Linked DNA regions of Mus musculus: regions 1 and 3 are each linked to region 2. Evidence: chromatin loops called from intact Hi-C (ENCODE). Cell type or tissue: heart. All regions are shown on one strand.

What was found. Hi-C counts contacts between places; a loop is a spot of excess contacts. Peaks named below come from ENCODE experiments on the same cell type or tissue, not always from the same donor. Only the 100,000 strongest peaks of a DNase experiment are listed, where the experiment ranks them.
Region 1: it touches region 2 in a loop (3-fold over the local background); 2 of 42 quality-filtered maps call a loop at or near these places.
Region 3: it touches region 2 in a loop (2.8-fold over the local background); 4 of 42 quality-filtered maps call a loop at or near these places.

Annotation. Positions count from the first base shown.
Region 1 is chr9:24,770,548-24,778,547 of GRCm38, reverse strand. Tbx20 (T-box 20) reads left to right here and starts at 4,245. Exons shown (of 8, transcript NM_194263.2): 1 at 4,245-4,829; 2 at 7,619-7,868. The coding sequence starts at 4,703. Gm29824 (a long non-coding RNA gene) reads right to left here and starts at 2,824. Exons shown (of 3, transcript XR_870586.1): 1 at 2,597-2,824; 2 at 2,078-2,193. In heart, a CTCF peak has its summit at 4,089; DNase peaks (open chromatin) are centred at 317, 1,067, 4,177 and 7,957; H3K4me3 peaks cover 7,906 bases; H3K27ac peaks cover 7,906 bases.
Region 2 is chr9:24,933,933-24,941,932 of GRCm38, reverse strand. All of the region lies in intron 2 of Gm40509 (a long non-coding RNA gene), which reads left to right. Among named protein-coding and RNA genes, the nearest start is that of Gm40509, 7.1 kb to the left of the region's middle. In heart, a CTCF peak has its summit at 4,005 (motif pointing left); no DNase peak of the experiment used is centred here; H3K27ac peaks cover 2,233 bases.
Region 3 is chr9:24,698,297-24,706,296 of GRCm38, reverse strand. No RefSeq gene overlaps it. Among named protein-coding and RNA genes, the nearest start is that of Dpy19l2, 6.0 kb to the right of the region's middle. In heart, a CTCF peak has its summit at 4,869 (motif pointing left); no DNase peak of the experiment used is centred here.

The DNA of each region.
Region 1 (8,000 bases), 160 kb after region 2:
TTGGGCTGAGTGAGACTCCCAAATTTAGAAGTGACCCAACCTCAGCAATCAAGCAAATATTTTAATGTGATTTTAAAAATCGAAATGTTTGAAATTCTTGACTTTTAAAGAGTAGTCTGCTTTCATAGCCGGTGGTTTGGTTTGGTGCGGGGAAGTGATACACTTCAAAGAAAACAGAGAGTAGGAAACGAAGATGCAGGGGTGGAGTGAACATGAGACGTCAAGGCCACAGGTCCAAAGACGCTGTGGAATGGGGCCAGGCCAACACTCTGGCAAGCGGAGGACTGGTCCCAAGAGGACATGGAAGCTACAGTCTCCTCAGCTGCTGCCTCTAGAGCCTGCAGCTTAGGAAATATTCCGCAGCCTTTAGTGCCTGCTCTCCAGATCACGTGGGCACTGAAGATGGACAGCAACTGCCTAATGTCCGCGCTACGCCCCTCTCCTCCCAGCCTTGACTGGGCTGGAATGTGAGACCCCAGGTGCGCGTTCTCTCAGCTTCCGGATGGTGACACGTAGGAAGCTGTCTTTGCTTTGGCCTTAGAAAGGGAGCTGGGTAAAGAAGCCCAGCGCCTTAGAGCTACCAAGGTCCCCTGCAGATCTGGATGTTTAGGACCACAGCCTGCTGCGTTTGCTGGGACCCACATCCTTGCTTCCCACAAACCGCGTGTGTTCGAAAATACCTAACGTTTCCGTGGAACTTCTCGCAATTCTCAGTCTGATTTCGCGCGGAACCTTCCTTATCCAGCACCAGGCAGCGCAATGCTCCCGCGTTCCAAGGAACGCTCCTCGGGGGGTCTTTTAGGGATGTGGCCGCCTTGCTCCCCGCACTGTTTGGGGCGTCTCTCCTCCTTTGCAAACCAAATTTACTGATCTAAAGGCTTGGTGGCCTTTACTTTTAAAGTGTCTACCCGGAAGAACGGGAAGATCGGGATAGGACTTAGGGCCATTATAGGAAGTAGTTGCCTGATTACTGTGAAGCTGATGTCCCTGTTGCCCTTGACTTCTGTCTCCCAAGCTCAGCTGCGCGATGGTGCCCTCTGCTTGGTACCTGGCCCAGCGCCCAGGCGCAGCTCTCACCCTCCGCGCCTGCGGACGGCCAGCTAGATTTTTACGGGATCTGTCCCTATAGCTCCCGGCAAAGCGTCCAGAGAGCATTCGTTAACTCTGGAACCTAGGCTGAAAGCGGCTCGCTGATTACTTCCTAGACAGTTTGAGGGAGTTGTCTTAAGTTCCTGAGCTCAGGGGGACTGCAAAAGAGAATTTTCTAATGCGCGTGCCTTATATTAGGGGACATTGCCCAGACCTTCCAGACAGTATCGAAATCTTAAATGGCTCTGCTAGCTCTGAAGTTTAGCTGTCTTTGGCAGTCCAAGCGCCTCTACGTGGTCTCAATCTTCGGTGTATAGTCCAGAACAATCTGATATCTCTGTGGTCAAGAATATGCAGCTCAAATTCAAATAATTAAATAGCTGCATCGCTTTGCTCCTGTGGAGTCATCGTCGTTACTTACGGTTGGGTGCTTTACACACACTGCACATTTTTAAATTCACAAAGCCATCTATCATATAGCAATAAAGTATCAGTCCCATTTTAAAAGTAGATGATGAGACCAAAGCTTGGAGAGGTTTAGGAAGCCCACATAGCCACAGTGCTAACAAGTGTTAAAAGTCAAGACTCAAAGCTTTCCTCAAGTCCAAAGCCGTTTCCAGTGTCTGAAAGCAGCCTGAACACACAAGCCTGTCAGCAGCCCAGGCGGGGTTGAGGGAAGTGTTAACGTGATTGCTTTGTTCTAGCTCCACGGGGGTTTTATGCATTAACCCTTGCTCCCGGACGGTTTTGAAAGGACCTCAGGACTAGTTACCCTCAGCTTCCCTAGGCAGGAGGTTTAGATTACCCTGAGGCGATTCCTCTCTGTCAGCACTAGCTACAGGTCCTATAGCAACACATTGATTCATATAGGCATTGGATCTAAGAGGAGAGCAGCTTACCAGTATAATAAGCCTGTAGTAATGTTTGGCTGTGATGATCGTTTCAACGCCAACAAGATGCATAGCTTAGGGACACCCAAGTGACTCACCTCTGGCCTATGGCTTTGTTTAAGTGTTCATTTCAATTCCTTCAGCTTGCTGTCTCCTCCCACTTGCGCAGTCTCTTCTGCTTTTGAGTGATTTTCTGCCCACAAACATCCTAGAACTGGGACACAGTGGCACTTGTAGGAAAAGGGAAAGCAAGTTCAGCAATTCTGCTTTCCTGTGCTCAGTCTGCTTCTCTGAAACTGATGTATCTTTCAGGATGCCATTCCAACAATCTAAGCTGCTAAGGTAGTAAAGACAGTACCTCCCCTTATAAGATGGAATAATAGTTTTATTAATTAGGGTGTAACAACACAGTGAGCTATTGAAAACTAGATCCAACCAACAAAATCTACATTAGTTGAAACATTATATCAAGGTCTAAGTAAACCTCTCTCTCCCAAATTAAAAAAACAAAAACAAAAACTCTCTTCTTCAAATAAATCCATCTTCCTTGACAAACTCTAAAAAAATCAGACAAGAAGCAAACCAATGGGAACCTTACAATAAAAAGAAAACACTACCTTGATTGAGACATTGTATCTAAGGCCAGGAGAGATGGATGAGCAGCTAAAAGCATTTGCTCCTCTTTAGAGATCTGGAGGACTTCACTCCCTAGCACCCACACAGAGGGCTCACAACAGCCTGTAATCCCAGCTCCAGGAGATCTGATACTCTCTACTGACTTGCACACACTTATGAGTCCAGAGATTCCTGACCTGTGGGGAGGAGAGGGGAATGACTGGGACATGGTTGGAGGATGGGGGAGACTTGCAAAAAAGAGACACTGCTCTGCCAACTTGTCACCTTCGATCTTTTCAAAGTAGTTGGTCCAGACAAGGAAAAAAAAAAAAAACCTTCTAGTATGAAAAGTCTGCAGTTTTACTAATTTCTAATTTCCCTCAACATTGACACATTACAACCCAAATGCTGAAACGAGCAAACATAGACAGGATGGCCAGGCCAGTCTAAATCAGAACTTCCTCAGATGCCAACATTCTGTTTACACGGGATGTTCTTCATAGTTATTCTGGCTCTCGATTTCGCCCATAACTATGTTTCGGGAGCTGTGAAGAGGATGCAATGGGAGACAGGGTATGTCTTTCTTTTTATGTTCTTCACCCCACCCCTCCCCTACCCCCTTAAGACCTACCAAGAGGTTCCTAATCGCCAGATCAACTGGCTGGAAAGGAGAGCAAATATTTACAAGTATAGCTTGAGTGTGTGTGTCCTCTAGAGTTTACATGGTTGAGAGTGAAGCGGATTACCCCGCGAATTTGGAGAATTCGAATTATTTAGACTGAGCAAGGCCAACAGGACTCCCTCCACAAGGCTGTGGGAAGTCCTTAGCCCAGTCTGCGTCTGCAAGGCAGATAGATGGTTCCGTGTGGGGGGGGGGCGGGGGAGGAGCCAGAAAGTCACTATGCATCGCATGGTCCCCTTAGAGCTCCAAGTCCTGACCCCCCCTCCTTGCTTCAGGCCACTTCCCTACTTTCAGAGTCTCCAGAATAGAAAACCCAGACTAGAAGGGAAACAAACCACCACACAGCAGAAAGCCAGGTTCGCCAAAAACAAAATCAACAAAAACAAACAAAAAATCAAAACAAAGTATCCTTCCTACAGGCACCCTGCAGCTCAGCATTCTTTCCCAGAGCCCTGCCTCTCCAGCTCTCTGTGAAAAGAGACATAACTTGGGGACTGTCAAGTAGGGGACCTAGCACTAGGCACTGTGCTGCGTCACCAGGTTAATGCCGCTCAGCGATGAGGAATTTGCTCTACTGGGCCCTTCTCAACTATTTGGGAGCTCCAGTAGGAAAGGTAGAAAATGCGGAACTCAGTAGGACTTCCTTTGGTGACATTCAGTCCAGAGCAACGCAAATGCCTGTTTCTGGGTAGCAGTGAAAGTGCCTCTCTAGACAGCGCATGCTTCCCTCCTGCGGGATCTGAGACTCTGGGCGGAGGCGGTCCGGCTAGCTCCGCCACCCTGTTCACTGTGCGTCTTCTCCGGCTCTCCACCGGGAGCGCAGAGGCAGGAGGGCGCAGTGCCCTAGGCGCTCTCTCCCTGCGCCGCTCGGCCCCGCCCCACTCCGCACAGTCTGGAAGCAGTGACGTGAGACCACGCTGACTGGCTGCTGCCCGCAGGGATGGCCACCGCCAGCAAATTAAGGCGCGAGGCAGCAGGCGCCTAGGCACAGTTTAGGTCGCGCCTTGCTGCGCTCTGCAGAGAGGAGATCCGACTCCCTGGTTTCCGCACCCTCTAGAGTCCCACGCCGATCGTCACCTCCTCGGACTTGGGCCACTCAGCGGACCCAAGGAGGGAAGGGAGGGAGAACTCGGCGTGGGTGCTGGGGACCCCGCGTTTTGCGCAGTGGGCTTACAGTTTTGAGTTCCCGGCTGGTCCCCACCCTGCTTTCCTGCTGGTTCGAAGTCTCTGCGGCTCCCCTGCTTTGCTCTAGTGGACTGGAGAGGCCATCAAAACCTGGGAACGGACGCTTCGGGGGGGTCCCCAGTTCCGCTTTGCTTGCTCTCTGGAACTTTGAGCTGCAGTTTCGGGTCTTTGTCTCCCTTTGGGGAAGCTGGACTGTGGTTTGTCAGTCCAGGTTCCTGAGCAGGACCGCACGCTGGGAACCATGGAGTTCACGGCGTCGCCCAAGCCCCAGCTCTCCTCTCGAGCCAATGCCTTCTCCATCGCCGCGCTTATGTCCAGCGGCGGCCCCAAGGAGAAGGAGGCAGCAGAGAACACCATCAAACCCCTGGGTAAGTCGGGGTACTAGGCAGTCAGTATGGGCCCTGCTAATCTGTTTCCCGGGTGCGGGCAGTTTGCTCCGCGGGAAGCAAAGGTGGCTTTTTCTACCGTCTGGATCTACTGCTAAGTCTCAGAGTATGGACCAGAATTCGGTCCTGGGAGAAAGACTTTTTTTTTTTCTTTTCCTCTCAAGTTTTCTTTGGAGGCTTCACCATCAATTAAAGGTAGTGAATTCTCACTACCGGCTTGTGTTTGTATTCGCTTTCCCCAGTTTCTTGGAATCTCGACATCACTTAGATAGTATGAATGCTGTACAAATTTGTTTGTTTGAATGAAAACAAATTCAAGGACAAGTAAGGGTTAAGATTCGGGATCCACGGTGGTATATAACACCCAAGCCTGCGCTTGGAATCAAAGACTCTGAGACTTCACAAGAAGCCAGTTTAATTTTTCTATCACAATTAACAGTCTTAATATGTCTGAAAAGGACTATAAAATAGGCCGGTTTTTCCACGCAAGAGCCGGCTTTTTTTTTTTTTTTTTTTTTTGGTCAGGAACCCCCATTTTATACTTGCGATTTTCAATTGAGACTGGCAAGGCCTCCCCAAATTCCTCGAAATTTAACACTGTCTCTATAAAAACTGTTTTCTTTACAGAGGAAACTAGGCACAGATTAAAGAGAGATGAGCGGTGAGGGTGTCTTGAGCACACGAGAGTTGTATAAAAGCAACTGCTCAGGATAGGGGTTCTGAAAACCCTTACAACCCAGGGAAAATGAGTTGCTATTCTAAGGGCCTTGGTAATAATTATCGCACACCCTAATCGCCGACTATCAGAAATCAAGTAGCTAAGTTAAGACAGTTGAAAAAAGTCATCACTTTTTTCTTTTTCGCTATCCCTTCCCAACTCTAATACATTTCACATCCAAGATAAACACTAGAGAAGAAAGGGGCTTGGGAAACTAAGGAGTTTACACAGTGACAGGAGATTACTAAAGTCCAAAACAACAGTGGTACCAAGGAGATGTAAGACAGGGAAATGAGTGTGAATAAGAACTCCTAACTTCCACCTAAGTCAAGATCTGCGAAGGCAATGTGAGCAAGCCAACAAATCCTGATTATTTAGAGAGAGCATTGGCTACTACTGTCCAAGTTGGACCTGCTGAGGCTTCCGATCATTATCCTTGTACTTAGGGAATTTAATACCCCCATCTCATTTTGGTACCCAGTAGGAAAAGAAGATCTCAGGTCAAAATTCCTGACAAACATGTGAGCAGTGGTCTGGAAGCTTGCCAGCTCCACTACTCTCATTTCTGTATCAGTTCTTTAACTAGTTTTCTAAATAAAACAGAATAAAACAAAGCAACAACAAAAAATGTTCTTCAATCAAAATTACAAATTTTAAATGCTAAGCCAATCCTAGCTCTCACCCCGGTTACCCCCTCCAGTCTCTGAAAGGAGTCTGGTCACCTGTTTGGAGAACAACTCTTGTCCATTTTATTCTTATCCCTTACACTCACCAGCCCAACAGAACAAATTACTTAATGTCTAAATCAAGACTCAGAAACTGAAACACCCAAAGGTTCTTTTAGGAGATAGAAGGTTGTTTCATTGGGGAAAAAGATGTCTGCAGATGGTGGATTTCCAATGTGTCACTCAAGTATATTAGCTCTACTCCAGTAACCTCCTGGGCAGTTCTTTCTTGTTGTCCTTCTCTATTTCTGTGGTGCTCTGGCCAGGTGGCACTTACAGGGCTTGCCTGTCAGTTGTTGGAAAATAAGAGAAAATTAGATGGTGTCCCAATTCCCTATAAAGATGTGGTGTATATTCACTTCCAAAAGTGTTTCAGGATGTTGGTACTTTCTGGGTTCCTTTGATTTTGAAACAACCTGCATGATAATTCACTTGATAATACTTAATTCACTCACGTCTATTTTCCGTTAGCCTCACATTAAGAAGCATGAGAGATAGGAACCATTTCATCGCACAAACTCAAGCACACACCACACACATGTGCGTACACACAACTGGCACTGGTTGGCATTCAGGAGAGCAGTTAGAACATGCTGGTTTGATGGTAGGGGGTTTGAAGTAATTTCTTTTTTAAGAGATGAAAGATAATTGGCAGAGGAAAACAAATTCAATCAAACAAACACCCTGTATTGCCCCAAAGTTAGTGTCCAGTCCCTTATCTGCTGAGCCAGAAAATGTCTGACTCATAGGCAGTGATATTTCAATCTACTGGTGATTGGCAAAACCTTTTCCTCTTTCAATTCCTGCTATCTGGAGTTGAAGTTGTTTCTCTCACTTCCAGGGCTATTTGGAAGAAAAGCAGTTGCATACATAATCGCTCTACTAATCTATCCCTATCTTAAAAAAAAATCTGTTCGAGTCCACCCCTGTGATTTAGCATGCTGGGTGCTGGTATTTTTCTAGTGCTACCCTCTGCAGCTGCAAAGTCTAGAATTTGGGTTGATTGTCATAATAGTTACATTTTATCTTTCAAGACCACAGCCTTCCCTTTCCTTCATTCCTTATATTTTATTCTTAAGAGAGCTACAGCCATGTAAGTAATAAATCGGCCCTTGTTCTAGATAGATCCTGCTCATTTGATTTAGTTAGCGTCCAGCCCCGGGCATGTCCCAGGTTCATTTGCACAGTTATGAATCATGCGTTTCTGCCGGGGGTTTCAGAGTTTAGTCAAATCCAAGTACATGTTTTGGGTACTCTTCCCAGCTCCTTCCTACTATGTTCCTTGTTAGTTAGTAATAGCGGTCAGTCTTCCTTCTCCTTTCCTCCAGAACAATTTGTGGAGAAATCATCATGTGCCCAGCCACTGGGTGAGCTGACGAGTCTGGATGCTCACGCGGAGTTTGGCGGCGGGGGCGGCAGCCCATCCTCATCCTCTCTGTGCACAGAGCCACTGATACCCACCACCCCCATCATCCCCAGCGAAGAGATGGCTAAAATCGCCTGCAGCCTGGAAACGAAGGAGCTCTGGGACAAATTCCATGAACTGGGCACGGAGATGATAATCACCAAGTCTGGCAGGTAAGTTGGTGTGGGCGGGCGGGCACTGATCAAAGGGTACACCCTGCGCTCTCAGGAGCCATAATTTAGAGTTGCCGGGCGGAGCGCAGAGCGGTGGCTGAGCTCAGGGCTCTTAGCTTCCCACCAGTTCCC
Region 2 (8,000 bases):
ATCACCCTTTTTTGAGCTGTGCTGACTTCTTCACCAGCCCTCACCACAGAGAAAAATCTAATGCTGTGTTGTCTGATATAGCAGATGGACACTAGGCATGGATGCTGAAATTGAAATTAAATTAATTCATTAAAAATTTTAAATCAAATATCATTGTTCCATAGTGTGTGGGGATGCTGCCAGGCCCACCCAAACATACTAACATCTATGGATGCTCATGTTGCTTACATAAAACAATGTAATACTTGCTTATAATTCAAGAGTTGCTTTCCAGACACTTTAACCTCTAGACATTATCTACAGCAATGTAAAGAATGTGGAAGTGGTTGTTATAGTGTATTGGTTTTGGGAACTGTGATAAGAAAGAAATCTATACGTGTTCAGTATATATAAATTTTTAACAATTTATTTTCAATAATTTTATTATTGTGCAAAAAATAATATATTTTCAATCTGTAGTTAGTTGAATCTTGTGGTGTGAGATGGATGTGTTAAGAGCTAAGATGAAGAGTGTACAGTCTCAGTTCTCCAAGTCAAATTGTGCACATGATTCTAGTGCTGTGTTGTGGAATAAAGACTATTTCTATGACATTAGGAGGCTTCCTAGTCTCCATGTAATAGCCTGACTCCGTTAAGACACTTCTTACCTTGTATTACTCACACACATTCTGCTTCCCAAATGAGCCCTGTTTGGTCACCATGTTGTTGTCTTCATTTGTATTCTATACTTTATTTTGCTTTTGAGACAGAAGCTCCGGTATGCTAGGCTGAGTTTGAACTTGCTGTGCAGATCAGAATGTCCTTGAACTGTCCCTGATCCTTTCCTCAAGCTCCACAGTCCTGTGATTGCAGATCTGCCACCAAACCTGGCTAGAATTCTTTTCTATTTTTTAATGTAGGTTGGAGTTACTCTCTACTGTCCTTTTCCGTACAATTTGAATGATGCCAAGTCTCTTAGTTTTTAATCCACCTGAAAGTCTTTCAGTTTCCTCTTTACTTTTGAAAAGATGATTTCTGAAGATTGAGTTCTTGTTTGGCAGTCTCACTCTTTAAAAGCTAAGAATTAATTGTTCCACTGACTTTTGGACTCCGTGGCTTCTGAAGAACTATCAACACTTAGCCTGATCAAGGGTCCCTTGTCTATGATGAGTCCTTTCTGTTTTGTTTCTTTGTCTGTTAGTAGTGATTGCAATTTTCCAGATATGGGCCTTTGTGTTTGCCCTATCTGGTGTTCACTGAGATTCCTGCATGTGTTTATTAATGTCTTATCAATTTTAGGAAGTATTTAGCCATTATTTATCCAAATATAATTTACCATCCTTTTCTCTCTTTTCCCTGGGGTATATATTGGCTTACTAGATTACATGCCTGAAGCTCTGTGTATTTTCCTTTTTCTTTTCTCTCTCTTTTTTTTTTCTGTTCTTCAGATTGGATGATTTCAGTTGGCTTTATCTCCAGATGTTCTGACTCTTTCATCTGATAGTTTGATCTGCCACACAGGTCTATTTATAACCGTTCTTTGCAAATCATGCTTTGAAAAATCACCTGTCTTCATGATGATTAGCCAGCGCTAATTTCTATATTGATCATTGGTTGTTATTTGGTAAACTACTGTACAGCAGAGAACAGTGGGACAAAGATGAGATAAAATGTCCTGAATCTTGCTATGTGTTATGAATTGATTTTGAAGTGTCCTGCGCAAAACAAGGTGCTTGAACTCTTAGTCCCTAGGTAAAGCTGGGTGGTGGTGGAAAAGTGTGTTGTAGAGACAGACCTTGTGGATTATAGCCCAGTCCTGCTTCTGGTCCTTTGTTCTCTTCTTCCTCTCAGTCATAGTGATGACTAGATACTACAGGTTTCTACTGCCACAGGGTGAGCTTCTGAAGTCACTCCTTCATGACAGACTCCTCCACCCCTGGTATGTGATGAGCCCAGAGCCATGGGGTTCTCAGACTCAGCACCACTTGAAGTCACAGAAGAGCTAAGAACAGAGTCTGGGTCCAAGGGCTGGGTCTAGCCTGGGGCCGGGGGTGGGAGGAGGAAGGGGAGAGTCCTTGGCTTGACAGCTGGCTTGATGGCAGTTGTGGCTGGGAGCACAGAGCTAGCTGCCTTCTATGGGAGACTAGACTGCAGCTCTCTAGTCAAGGCCTTCTTCATGGCTCCCCACAGCGCATCCTAATGAAAAAAGACAGTCCATGGTTCCAAATTATTGTTATGGTGGAAAGTAGGTGTGTTAAAACCATACCCCACTTCTCAGGGTGGGCCTGAGATTAAATACCTTTTGCAGGGAGAAATGTCTGGGAAGGAAAGCTTATTGGCTCCCCCTCCAGGCCTCTACCGTACATCATTAGCATGGAGATCTCTGTCTTGAGCCTATGTGACCATAAGACAGAGGTCTCTTCTCCCATTGTCTTAGTCTGAGATGTTACAGATGCCTCATCTACATGTGAAAGGGCTTGGGACATTGCCCTTATGTGGCTGATGGCCACATATCTTTGGAGCACTGTGGCTGTGTGACAGTGGCCTGGTGCCTGGGAGCAGGTAGATTTCCCACTGTCCCTTTAGCTAAACCGAGGATCAGTCTACCTTTCACGATCCACCTTCCCACATACCTGAAGCTCAGTAACCTTTCTGAGGTAAGAGTTCCAACTGGACACGTTAATATGTGGTCAGCAAAGACTGCTAATCTAAATGTTTTAACTATTTGAATTTCATCAGGGCTGCATGTGAAATATTGAGAGAACCTGAAAGAGTATTAAAGACACTGAAATCAAGGACAGTCTTCTCTTCTAGAGACAGCCACATCACCAAAGCTGTAAACAGGTCCTATCCAGTGCTTACTCTTGTTACCAGGTGCATCCCTTCCAGAGATCAAATCATTGGAGGGGGTGGGGAGTGCCAGATGCTGTTTTCTTCCCCTTCACTCTTAGTTCCTTCTCCTCCAAGGACTTTGTTCCCCACTCTCTCCTCCAACCGACCACAGCTAGTTTCTAGAGAGCTCTCTGCACCACAGATCAGCACAAGAAACTCAGATCCATTGGAAACTATTGAAGTGGAGCAAGCACTTACAAAAGGCTCAGTTCCTATTTAAGACACTGCATGTCCATCATCCTGCTTAGGTAATTTCTTAGATATGCTTGAGAAGTGTGGTTTTCACTTTAAAAAACACAGTAAGAAAATGTTCTTTTTTTTTTTTTTTCTTCTGGAAGCTTTTGAGTTATTTCAAGTGGATCCTTATAAAGAATTTATATGAATTCAGTATTTCTGAGGCTTTTTGAGAGTGTCTAATCAAGTTCCCTTAGTAGTACATATAGGAGCGATTAGATGTACCAATTTCTGTGAAATGTCAGTTATCTTTCCTTAGACACCTTTTTAAAAAAGATATTATTGATTTATTATATATAAGTACACTATAGCTGTCTTCAGATACACCAGAAGAGGGCATCAGATCTCATTGCAGATGGTAGTGAGCCACCATGTGGTTGCTGGGATTTGAACTCAGGACCTCCAGAAGAACAGTCAGTGCTCTTAACCACTGAGCCATCTCTCCAGCCCTTCCTTGGACACCTTGGAGGTGCAAATTATTTTTTCTGTATTTGTTAGGGAATAGTGTACGGCTTACCCTGTGGTGTGGCATCTGTGGACTCTCTTTTCACAGGACATAGAGCAGGTGAACTTGAATGTTGCCTATTTTACTCCTAAAAGAGTAAACATTGAAGACCTTTTAACAGAACAGCTTGGCCTGTGGGTATATACTCTTAGCATTCGGACTGTATCTAATGTGCTTTTGTCTTCCTCCACAGCAAGAGAGAAAATATCACTTCTCTCGCTAGTCAAGAATTTTTAAGGAAAAAAAAAAAAAAAAGGACTTCAACAAAGCAGGGTTATGAAATGAAAACCGAGTTGATCTGAATAAAACCTGTTGCCTCTCTTGTCTCACTCAGGTCTCCTGTGGACATGATCCAGCAGCTGCTGCTGGGTGTGCTGTACTGCCCTCTGCTGTGTGGGCCCAGCTATGCCCCACCCTGCTACCTAGCAGGACATCTACATGAGATCCACCCTCTTTATAGAGCTTTAAGTGCATGGTGTAGGCTTATTAGCTACAGACACAGCGTTGCTCAGCTGCTCTGCACATGTGTGCATCTTACCTGCTCTATGGAGTACTAGTTGGCAGAAGCTCCTTGGGTGCCCTGCATCTCTGAGCATGACATCTGTCATCCTGCTTTTGGTTGCCATAAATTTGGTCATTAGGTAGCTCCGATGAGAATAATAATGCCGTAGTTAGCCTTCTGTAACTATCTTATTTCATTCAACAAAAATGTCCTACTGGTTCATATTCGTCTAAGAATGTGCCAATATTTCCTTCTTTTGAGGTTGAGCAATATTTCTTTTTATGCATATTAGTTTTCTTGTTACTTTGACAAACCCTGACGAAAGTAACCTAAGGAATGGATGGTTTATTTTAGCCCACAGTTTGAGGCCACAATCTACCATCACAGGCAAGGCATGGTGGCAGTGGCACACGGCAACTAGTCACATATTGTGACTTTAATCAGCATGCTGGTTAGTTTTGTTAACTGGACATAAACCGAGTAACTGAAAAAGAGAGAACCTCAACTGGGGAATTGTCTTCATCAGATTGGCTTGTGGGCATGTCTGTAGAGCATCTTCTTGATTAATTAATGCTTGATCTGTGAAAACCCAGCCCACTCCTGGGCAGGTGGTTATGTGTTGAAAAGATAACAAACTGAGCAATCCCTGGGTAGCAAGCCAGTGAGTAGCGTTCTTCCACAGTTTCTGCTTCAGTTCCTGCTTCCAGATTCCTGCCTTGAGCTCCTGCCTTGGCTTCCTTTCTCACTGAACTGTAAGATGGAAATCTAAGCCAAGAAAACTTTTTTTGTTGTTCTGTTTTGTTTACCCAAGTTGGCTCAGGATTTTATCACAGCAATGGAAACCAAACTAATACAGGGAGGATGGAGATAGCTCCCAGTGAATGCTCAGCTCCCTTTCCCATTTTTATACAGTCTGGAGCTGCATGGAATGGTATTGTTTACAGTTAGGCTGGATCTTTCCATCTTAATTAATCTAAAAAATTCCTCCAGGGCCTTCTCAGAACTGATGTAGTGAGCCTTGGTCCTTTCAAGTTGATACTCAATGTTAATAATCAATGTGTATATGTAACACTTTTTCTTTTTGACTAATTCATTAATTTACAGAAATATAGTTTGTTCCCACATTTTGGTTATTGTGAATAAATACCACTGTAATGAACTCATATATCTTTTCTTATATATCTTAACTTCTTATTGATTCTTTGTGAATTTCACATCATGCATCCCAGTCCCACTCATCTCCCTGTCCCTTCATACCTGCCTTCTGCCCTTGCAGAAAGAAAGAAAAGAAGAGAGAAAAATAGAAAAGAGAAGAAAAAGCCCAGCATGGCATTATGAAACAAGGAACCTTCAAAGATGACGTTGAGTTCATTTTCTGTGGACCATCTACTTCTGGGCATATGGTTTACACTTACCAATAGTTAGGTTTCCCAGTGAGGATCCCATGAAGAAAACTAATTATCATTTGCAAGTGCCTATCAATTGGAGGTTGCTTCTGGGTTAGGGATGGGGACATATGTCCACTTCTCCTTTTAGCTGTAGGACTCCACTTGGTGCAGACCGGTGCAGTCCCAGTGCATGCTGTCTCAGTCTCTGTGAGTTCATATGTGTATCAGTCCTGTTGATTAGGGGACCTTGTTTTCTAGGTGTCCTCCATTAACTCTGGCTCTTACATTCTCTCTGCCTCCTCTTTTGCAGGGCTCCCTGAGCTTTGGGAAGAAGGACTTGATGGTATATCCTGTTAGAAGTTGATGTTCTGAGATCTCTCACTCTCTATATAGTCTGACTACAGTTTTTTGTATTTTTCCTATCTGCTACAGTAGGAAGTTTCTTTGATGACGGCTGAGCAAGGCCCTGGTCTATGATTATAGAAGAATGTCACTGGAAGTCCTTGTCCTGCTACTTTCCTTTGGTAGAACATAAGTATTTGATTTGACCCTGTTGCGCGCACTCAACAGGCCAGGAAGAACGACGCTGCTACAGGATCCTTCTGCACACATTTATTCAGTCCTGTTTCTTCTTTCTCCATATATCTCCCTTGTTTATATATCTCCCTTGTTTTTATATCTCCCTTGTTTTTATATCTCCCTTGTTTATATATCTCCCTTGTTTTTATATCTCCCCCGAACCCTGGGCCTCTCACTCTTTTATACTCTCAGTTCCCATCCACGCACAGCAGGCCACACCACCTCACCAGGCACACAGCTTCAGCTAATCAGGGCAGCAGGGGCAAATCTCCACCAAATTGGATTCACCTGTATCCTGGTACACCTGCCCAGCACTCAAGATGTTTGTGTCTTATATGAGGAAGTCAGGTGCAAGTCATATGACTTAGCTGCAGTCCCTGGCGCCTTTGGGACTGCCGCCACACCCGCTCCCCACAATTCCCCCTTTTTTCTTTTTTGGCAGAGAGAATGTCTGTAGATAGCCCCCCGCAGCCATGCCCCTTACCCGTCCTTGGGTGACAAACAGCATTGGTTTGATCCCTGTCTTAGGTTGGTGACATGCCCAGGGAGTCTTATCACTGACTACCTCTCTATCATGCCAAGCCACACCTGGGGAGATTGTGTTTTGCTTGTGGCAGGTGCATCAAAAGGCCAGGATGTTGATTAATCTATGGTCAAATCTTAATTGCTGCAAGCAAGCCTCATGGGTGAAGGTAGAGGTCTGATCCCCAGTGTGCAAGCATAGGGGCCCTACACAAAACCATCCCTTAGGCTCATCACCCAGAGAGGTCTTGGCCAGCTCCCGTGTCGTTTTTCCTGGGGGAAGGGAACTAGGACACTGAACCTTCATGCAATCAGACGTGCCTTCCACAGGATGCCAACAGCAAGCTATCCTCTGTGCAGTGCTTAGCCTCGCAACCCATGGCATAAAGCAGCATTATTTCTTTTAGAGCGGCAAACCGAATCTGAGGAGATTGTCCCGCCTCCACTGCAGCAAAAGCCTACGCTACCATGGCGAAAGTGCGGGCCGCACACTCTGCACCTAACACATGTGCCAAACACAAAAAACACACACACTATAACAAGCATACATCCCAGGGCTCTCATCCCCGCTCATCTTCCCTGAAGCAAGGGATAGATAGCCAGAGGGGCTATATCTTTAAGGGGAATTCAGGGATCAAAAAGTGTGGAAAGAATATCATGTCGAGCTGGTATCGGCTTCTGGAATACCGAAAGGATCTCTCATCTCGGCTCCATCCTTTGTGCTTGTGGGATCATCCACCACATCCACAGGGGCAACTGGATCAGGAGCCTCATTCTTGCAGCGTCTCACCAATCTCTCCGGCACCCAAAGAGGTTCCGTCTGGTCCTGTGGGAACACACAAACAGACCCTCTCGCCCACATCAACACCTGATCCGGTCGATCCCCAGTGGAGATGGACACAATACCTCGTGGTGATGAGACCACAACCTCAATCACCTGTGTGTCCATCTGGGGAGTCAATATGAGAGTCAAGTTTTCACTAACTTCCCTCTGTTAGGCAATGATTTCCACGCCCTTATAGGAATCTGATTCACCTGCTCAAACACCTGCAGTGGATATCCTGTTTGTTGTTGTGCAAATCTACCTTGATCAAGCAGCATATTTCTATCCCATGCAAATTCAGCTTGATCAGTGAAAATAGGACATCCCAGCAAGGAGAATCTATCCTCTTTCCAGACCTCCGGACAGAAGGTCTGCCCATAGATGGCTGCCGAGGAGGCATAGGGAGGGGGAGCAGAAGCTAATTCACCTCCTCCTCCGCCTCGACTCTGTTGTCCTGTCCTTTCTGTCCACCTGATAACACTGTGTCTCCTTTCTTTTTCCTTTTTCTTTTTAAGCCCTTTTCCTCTTCTGACATACTTTCTTGTTGCTCTATAAGGATTTTCTGACCTGTCTTGA
Region 3 (8,000 bases), 240 kb after region 2:
TTTATTGATTTTGGTATGTTGAATCAATCCTGTATCTTTGCAGTGAAAACCATATGACCCTGGTGGATAACCTCTTTAAAATATTAATTTATTTATTTACTTATTTAATGTCTACAATCATTTACATGCATGTTTGCTTGTGCACCACATTCATGCCATACTCCAGGAGGGAAGAAGGAGTGTTGGATCCTCTGGAACTAGAGTTACAGATGGTTGTAAGCTGTTATATGGGTTCTGGGAACCTAATCCAGGTCCTCTGGAAGAGTAGTCAATGTTTTGATCCATTTTTCTGGCCTCATAGTAGAAAATATTTTGATGTGTTCTTGAATTCAATTTATAAGTATTTTAATCGGGAATTTTTACATTTATGTTCATAAAGGATATTGATGTCTAATTACCTTTTTTCCTTTATGTGGCTTTGGTTTCAGGATAATTGTGAAATCATAAGGAGGATTAGGAAATGTTATCTCTCTATTTTAAGGAATTACACGAGGACTATTGGCATTAGTTCTCTGTTTAAAGTCTAGGCTTTTTTGTTTGGGAGTTTTTTATGTTTGTTTGTCTCCATTAAGTTAGAATGTATGTGTACAGATGCTTATCTTCATGTATGTCTGCATTCCATGTTTGTGCCTGGTGCCCACGGAGGCCAGCAGAGGGCATTGGTTCCTGGACCTGGAATTAGAACAGCTTTGAGCTGCCATGTGGGTGGTGGGAATCAAACCCTGACCTTCTGGAGGAACAGCCAGTGCTCTAAACCACTGGGTGACCTCTTCTGCCCCTGCTTGGGAGAATTTTAATTATTGCTTCTATTTTACTGTGAGCTATGAGTTAGTTTAAATTGTTTATTTCATCTTGATTTAACTTCCATAGATTATATTTGCTAAAACATTCATCGATTTCTTGTAGGTTTTCCAGTTTGGTGGAATACCATGAAATTATCTATGATTGATACCGGTTAAGAACACTGCATTCCAGGGCAGGCCCCATGTACAGGAGTTGTTAGCTAATGCAAAATGGAATTTTTGTACAAGCTTGCAATCCCACCAACAATGGAGGAGTGTTCCCCTTTCTCCACATCCTCGCCAGCATCTGCTGTCACCTGAGTTTTTGATCTTAGCCATTCTGACTGGAGTGAAGTGGAATCTCAGGGTTGTTTTGATATGCATTTCCCTGATGATTAAGGATGTTGAACATTTTTTCAGGTGCTTCTCAGCCATTCGGTATTCCTCAGGTGAGAATTCTTTGTTCAGCTCTGAGCCCCATTTTTAATGGGGTTATTTGATTTTCTGGAGTCCACCTTCTTGAGTTCTTTATATATATTGGATATTAGTCCCCTATCCGATTTGGGATAGGTAAAGATCCTTTCCCAATCTGTTGGTGGCCTTTTTGTCTTATTGACGATGTCTTTTGCTTTGCAGAAGCTTTGCAATTTTATGAGGTTCTATTTATCGATTCTTGATCTTACAGCACAAGCCATTGCTGTTCTATTCAGGAATTTTCCCCCTGTACCAATGTCTTCGAGGCTTTTCCCTACTTTTCTCCTCTATAAGTTTCAGTGTCTCTGGTTTTATGTGGAGTTCCTTAATCCACTTAGATTTAACCTTAGTACAAGGAGATAGAAATGGATCAATTCGAATTCTTCTACATGATAACCGCCAGTTGTGCCAGCACCATTTGTTGAAAATGCTGTCTTTTTTCCACTGGATGGTTTTAGCTCCCTTGACAAAGATCAAGTGACCATAGGTGTGTGGGTTCATCTCTGGGTCTTCAATTCTGTTCCATTGGTCTACTTGTCTGTCACTATACCAGTACCATGCAGTTTTGATCACAATTGCTCTGTAGTACAGTTTGAGGTCCGGCATGGTGATTCCACCAGAGGTTCTTTTATCCTTGAGAAGAGTTTTTGCTATCCTAGGTTTTTTGTTATTCCAGATGAATCTGCCGATTGCCCTTTCTAATTCGTTGAAGAATTGAGTTGGAATTTTGATGGGGATTGCATTGAATCTGTAGATTGCTTTTGGCAAGATAGCCATTTTTACAATGTTGATCCTGCCAATCCATGAACATGGGAGATCTTTCCATCTTCTGAGATCTTCTTTAATTTCTTTCTTTAGAGACTTGAAGTTCTTATCATACAGATCTTTCACTTCCTTAGTTAGAGTCATGCCAAGGTATTTTATATTATTTGTGACTATTGAGAAGGGTGTTGTTTCCCTAATTTCTTTCTCAGCCTGTTTATCCTTTGTGTACAGAAAGGCCATTGACTTGTTTGAGTTAATTTTATATCCAGCTACTTCATTGAAGCTGTTTATCAGGCTTAGGAGTTCTCTGGTGGAATTTTTAGGGTCACTTATATATACTATCATATCATCTTCAAAAAGTGATATTTTGACTTCTTCCTTTCCAATTTGTATCCCCTTGATCTCCTTTTGTTGTCTAATTGCTCTGGCTAGGACTTCAAGTACAATGTTGAATAGGTAGGGCGATAGTGGACAGCCTTGTCTAGTCCCTGATTTTAGTGGGATTGCTTCCAGCTTCTCACCATTTACTTTGATGTTGGCTATTGGTTTGCTGTAGATTGTTTTTATCATGTTCAGGTATGGGCCTTGAATTCCTGATCTTTCCAAGACTTTTTATCATGAATGGGTGTTGGATTTTGTCAAATGCTTTCTCAGCATCTAACGAGATGATCATGCGGTTTTTGTCTTTGAGTTTGTGTATATACTGATTACGTTGATGGATTTCCGTATATTGAACCATTCCTGCATCCCTGGGATGAAACCTACTTGGTCAGGATGGATGATTGTTTTGATGTGTTCTTGGATTCGGTTAGCAAGAACTTTATTGAGGATTTTTGCATCGATATTCATAAGGGAAATCAGTCTGGCGGTTCCTCAGAAAATTGGACATAGTACTACCGGAGGATCCAGCAATACCTCTCCTGGGCATATATCCAGAAGATGTCCCAACCGGTAAGAAGGACACATGCTCCACTATGTTCATAGCAGCCTTATTTATAATAGCCAGAAGCTGGAAAGAACCCAGATGCCCCTCAACAGAGGAATGGATACAGAAAATGTGGTACATTTACACAATGGAATACTACTCAGCTATTAAAAAAATGAATTTATGAAATTCCTAGGCAAATGGATGGACCTGGAGGGCATCATCCTGAGTGAGGTAACCCATTCACAAAGGAACTCACACAATATGTACTCACTGATAAGTGGATATTAGCCCAGAAACTTAGGATACCCAAGATATAAGATACAACTTGCTAAACTCATGAAATTCAAGAAGAAGGAAGACCAAAGTGTGGACACTTTACCCTTTCCTAGAAATGGGAACAAAACACCCATGGAAGGAGTTACAGAGACAAAATTTGGAGCTGTGACAAAAAGATGGTCCATCTAGTGATTGCCATATGCAGGGATCCATCCCATAATCAGCTTCCAAACGCTGACACCATTGCACACACTAGCAAAATTTTGCTGAAAGGACCCAGATATAGCTGTCTCTTGTGAGACTATGCCGGGGCCTAGCAAACACAGAAGTGGATGATCACAGTCAGCTATTGGATGGGCCACGCGGCCCCCAATGGAGAAGTAGAGATATTACTCAAGGAGCTAAAGGGAACTGCAACCCTATAGGTGGAACAACAATATGAACTAACCAGTACCCCAGAGCTCTTGTCTCTAGCTGCATATGCATCAAAAGATGGCCTAGTCGGCCATCACTGCAAAGAGAGGCCCATTGGACTTGCCAACTTTATATGCCCCAGTACAGGGGAACGCCAGGGCCAAAAAGGGGGAGTGGGTGGGTAGGGGATTGGGGGGGGCGAGTGGATATGGGGGACCTTTGGGATAGCATTGAAAATGTAAACGAGGAAAATACCTAATAAAAAAAAATTTAAAAAAAATGGAATTTTTGGGGGCATTTGCTCTTTTGGGGGGCATAAGTTTTGTTTTGTTTTATTCTCTTTTCTTTTAGTATCTTTGGGGGGTTCACAGGAAAGAAAACAATATGGAATTGAATTAGTAGGGAGGTGAGAGAATCTGGGACGATTTGGAAAAATAATATGATCAAAATATATTGTATGAAAAATTAAAAATGTAACTAAAAAGAAAAACCATCTTAACATACAAGAAGTTGTGAAACTACATGAACAAAATCTCACTTTTTGTGTGTGTGAGAATATTAATTTACATGAAACCAATTGTTTTAAATGATTTAATAGTGAGTGGAAAGTTTATAAAGTTTTCAGAATTGTGGTAGCTGAATTGTTCACATACTTTGCTTAGTGTAGCCAGGCTAGATATAGCTAGAGCCTAACTGCTTTAATTTGTGCCTGTGTACTTGTTCAAAGCTAAAAACAAACAAATACCCCCAAAACATACCCCCCAAACTCGCAAAATACCCCTCCAAAACCCTAAAAATCAAAACCAAACCAAACCAAACAAACAAAAAAATCATTGAACTTAATAAGAAAGGGAGGGCTCTCAGTGACACAATTTGGGAAACTAAACACTGGTCACAAAGACACCTTTATCTTTTGATATATGCAGTAAAATTGTATTTATTTGGTATTACATTTTGAATTTCTCTAAATTTCATATCTTGTACACTGATCTAGCACAAGGCTGGATTTTTTTTTTTTTTTAAATTTAATGTTAGAATGCATTCTTCCAGCCAGGAAAGCATGTGATTCTAATCCCAGGACTTGAGAGGCAGAGACAGGAGAGTCACCAACAAGTCTAAGCTGATCTGCTAATCAGGAAGTAGTTGTTTAGAGAAGGATTAAGGAAATGCTGGTTTGATTTAAAAAAAAAAAAAAATTTAAAATACTGATTTATAGGCCATTACTGCCATCTGCTGGTTATACAGCTTAGTTGCATTTTTTATGGAAAAAAAAAAAAACCTTACTGACCACTTTATTAATAATATCTAGGAAATAGATGCAAACTAAATACCCTTCAACTGAAGGACAGACAACAAAACTGTGATGCATACACACTCTGTGAAATGTGTGTACATGTACACTGTGAAATTTTAGTCTTATATAAAGAAAAGTGAAATCATGACAATTTCACATAAATGAAAGGAACTAGAAAAGATTCGAGGCTCCAAATGCCAAATACCCAAATGTGAATATATATCCTGGAGTAATTGTTGAAAATAAGAAAGTAAAAAGAGGTTTTGGTTCAGGGAGCAATAGAAAGGGGAATAGCCGGGTATAAGCGATCTGAGGGGGAAATTGGAAATGAAGCTTTGATTAAAGAGGAGAATAAATATGGAAGGAGAGAGGGGACATAAAACATCAGTAAGGACATCTGAAAAAGTCATAGACATATAAACACAGATATATAGTTAAATGGAAATTTTCTACCTGGGTTACCAATGCTCTTTCCAATGGCTAAAAAGCATCTAACAAGAATCCAAACAGCAGGCATGAGAAGCCTTCTTCTGAGTTGTGGGCAGAGTCCCCAAACCTACAGGCTATTGTTATTGCCCTTGGTTTTCCCCAAAGGTAGAACATAAGTCCCTATTTCTGAAGACACCATGCACATCAGAGGCTCCGGAGCAGGAAATGGCCTGAGTGGCTCCTCCTGGGGAACTAGCTTTTATGATAACATAAGGCATCATGCAAGCATCCAAGTAGGAAGGCAACCAACAGCCCTACCCAGCTATGATGCCTGTGAACCACAATGGCCAGCATGGCATGATAGCTTTAGGGGTGCAATAGTGGCATACATGCCTGTGGTAAACAGCTTGTTTTTAAACCGATTTAAGACCTGCTGGTACTGTAAACCTAGCCAACTCTTCAGGGCTAGTGAAGTCACGGGTCTTGAAGAACCTGAAACTGCCACTTTACTAAAACAGCATAATCCCTGATTACATTCTAAATACCTGTCCTTCAGCCCACAGAGAAGTGTAGTCCTCACCTGTCATCAAGGAAACTTCTCTTTGCAATAGAAACTATTAGAGAAAACCACAACCAATCAAAATGAAAAGATGTGAAGCTTAGTCCCAAAGAATACATCTAAAAAACACCTCTCTGACCTAAGGATCAGGGGTCATAGGTGATGTGGGTGGCGGGGGCGGGGGTGTGTGTGTGTGTGGAGGAAGATTGTAAGAACCAGAGGAACAGGAAACCTACCAGAGAAGCTACATTCATAAAGTATCGCAATGTAGCAGAACCAGAACCAAAACACGAGCAGAACCAGAACCAAAGCAATAGACATGGCAAAGTGGGCAGGGCAAGCCCAAGAGATCGCAACCCTACTTAAAGAACTGCAGGCAACTAAGGAATGCAGAAAGTGGAGGAATAGTCTTCTACAGGAGAGGGCACACCAATGCCAAACTGTCAGCCCTGAAAGCATACATACAAGTAGCATTACATAGACTGAGAAGGTTGTATTTAAGAATATATATAGTACTATATATATATATATATATATATATATATATATATATATACACACATGTATTATATATGTATATATGTATGTATATAACAAAAGTTAGTGAAAAAAGAGACCATGCATTTATTTTTCTTTTTAAAAATATTATTGATTTATGTGTTGTTCTCTGGAACTAGAGTTACAGATAGTGGAGAACCATCATATGGTTATTGGGAACTGGACTCAGGTACTCTGCAAGAACAACAAATGCTCTTAAACTTCTGAGCCATCTCTCCAGCTCTGAGGGCATGCATTTTGAAGAGAGCAAGGAGGGGTATTGAGAGGGTTTGGAGGGAAGGGGAAATATGATTATATTATAATTTCACAAAACATTTAAAAACTGATTGAATCAAAAAGGGTGTTACATAGGCAAATTTTAGATATATAGCTGGATAAGTTACCTTTAGGTAAGAGAGATAATTTTCTCAATCAGAGATGTGTTTGAATAAGAATGTCCCCCACAGGCTCAGATGTTTAAGTGCTTGGTTCTATCTCTGCCTTGTGGCTATTTTGTCAATGTGTAAGCTCTTAGCTACTGCTCCAGTAGATGCCTGCCTGCCCGCTGCCATGTTTTCCCCACCATGACAGCCATAGACTCTGCTATTACTACTTCAGGCTATTGCGATGTCAGGACTGACCATGCTGGGTTTGGGAGATATGTGCATGATTTGGGGGCTTTGAACTAGGAAAGCAGTTCAAATCCATGAGGTTGGCAGGCCATCTTCATAGAAACTTGGTTGGCAGTAGTACTAGGAACAGTGTGGACTGTGGCAGCCCAGTTCAAGAGATTTCAGAGGGGAGCAATATGTTCAAGAGATTTCAGAGGGGAACAATATTAGCAACTTAGATGTTAAGTCTATTCTTGTGATATTTTAGCAAAGAATGTGGCTGATTTCTGCCTTGTTCTAAGAATTTTTTCTGAAGCTAAATTGAAGAGTTTTGGGACTAATTTAAGGACAGTTCCTCAGGGTTCCCTACTCAGGTGATGAGTTGACATTAAAACCTCATATACCACTATATATTGGACTAGATTCAGGAAACACATCATGTTTATTTTTCCTTTAACACTAATAGGAAATATTTTCTATTATCACTAACTATTCACTCAAAAATGAATTAATGGCCCCGATGCTGCATGCCATGAGTAATTCTAGAACTTAGTACTTGATGTTGAGACTATTTCTAATATTTTATTGATAACAATTAATAGCACAATGAATATCCACATAAAAGTATTTTTAAAGGGTGAGAGGGACTAGATTTTACTTTTAAGGATGGGCCATAGGTCCCTATATGCTTCACGGACAAGGGAAAGAAAGTACAGGGAAAAGTTAACAAGCAAGGAAGAGGTAATTGACACAGACTGGACTCAGTCAGCCCCTCAACCCGCGGGATAATCAGGGTCCTGGTACCCAGGTAGGCAAGGAGTCTGCAGGGTGACAGAGTCAAACATAAGGGAGTGTTGATCTGAATGTAATTTCTGAAAGTGATCATCAGACTTATATTACAGAAGAAGTTGGGTGACACATCAGCCAAGGT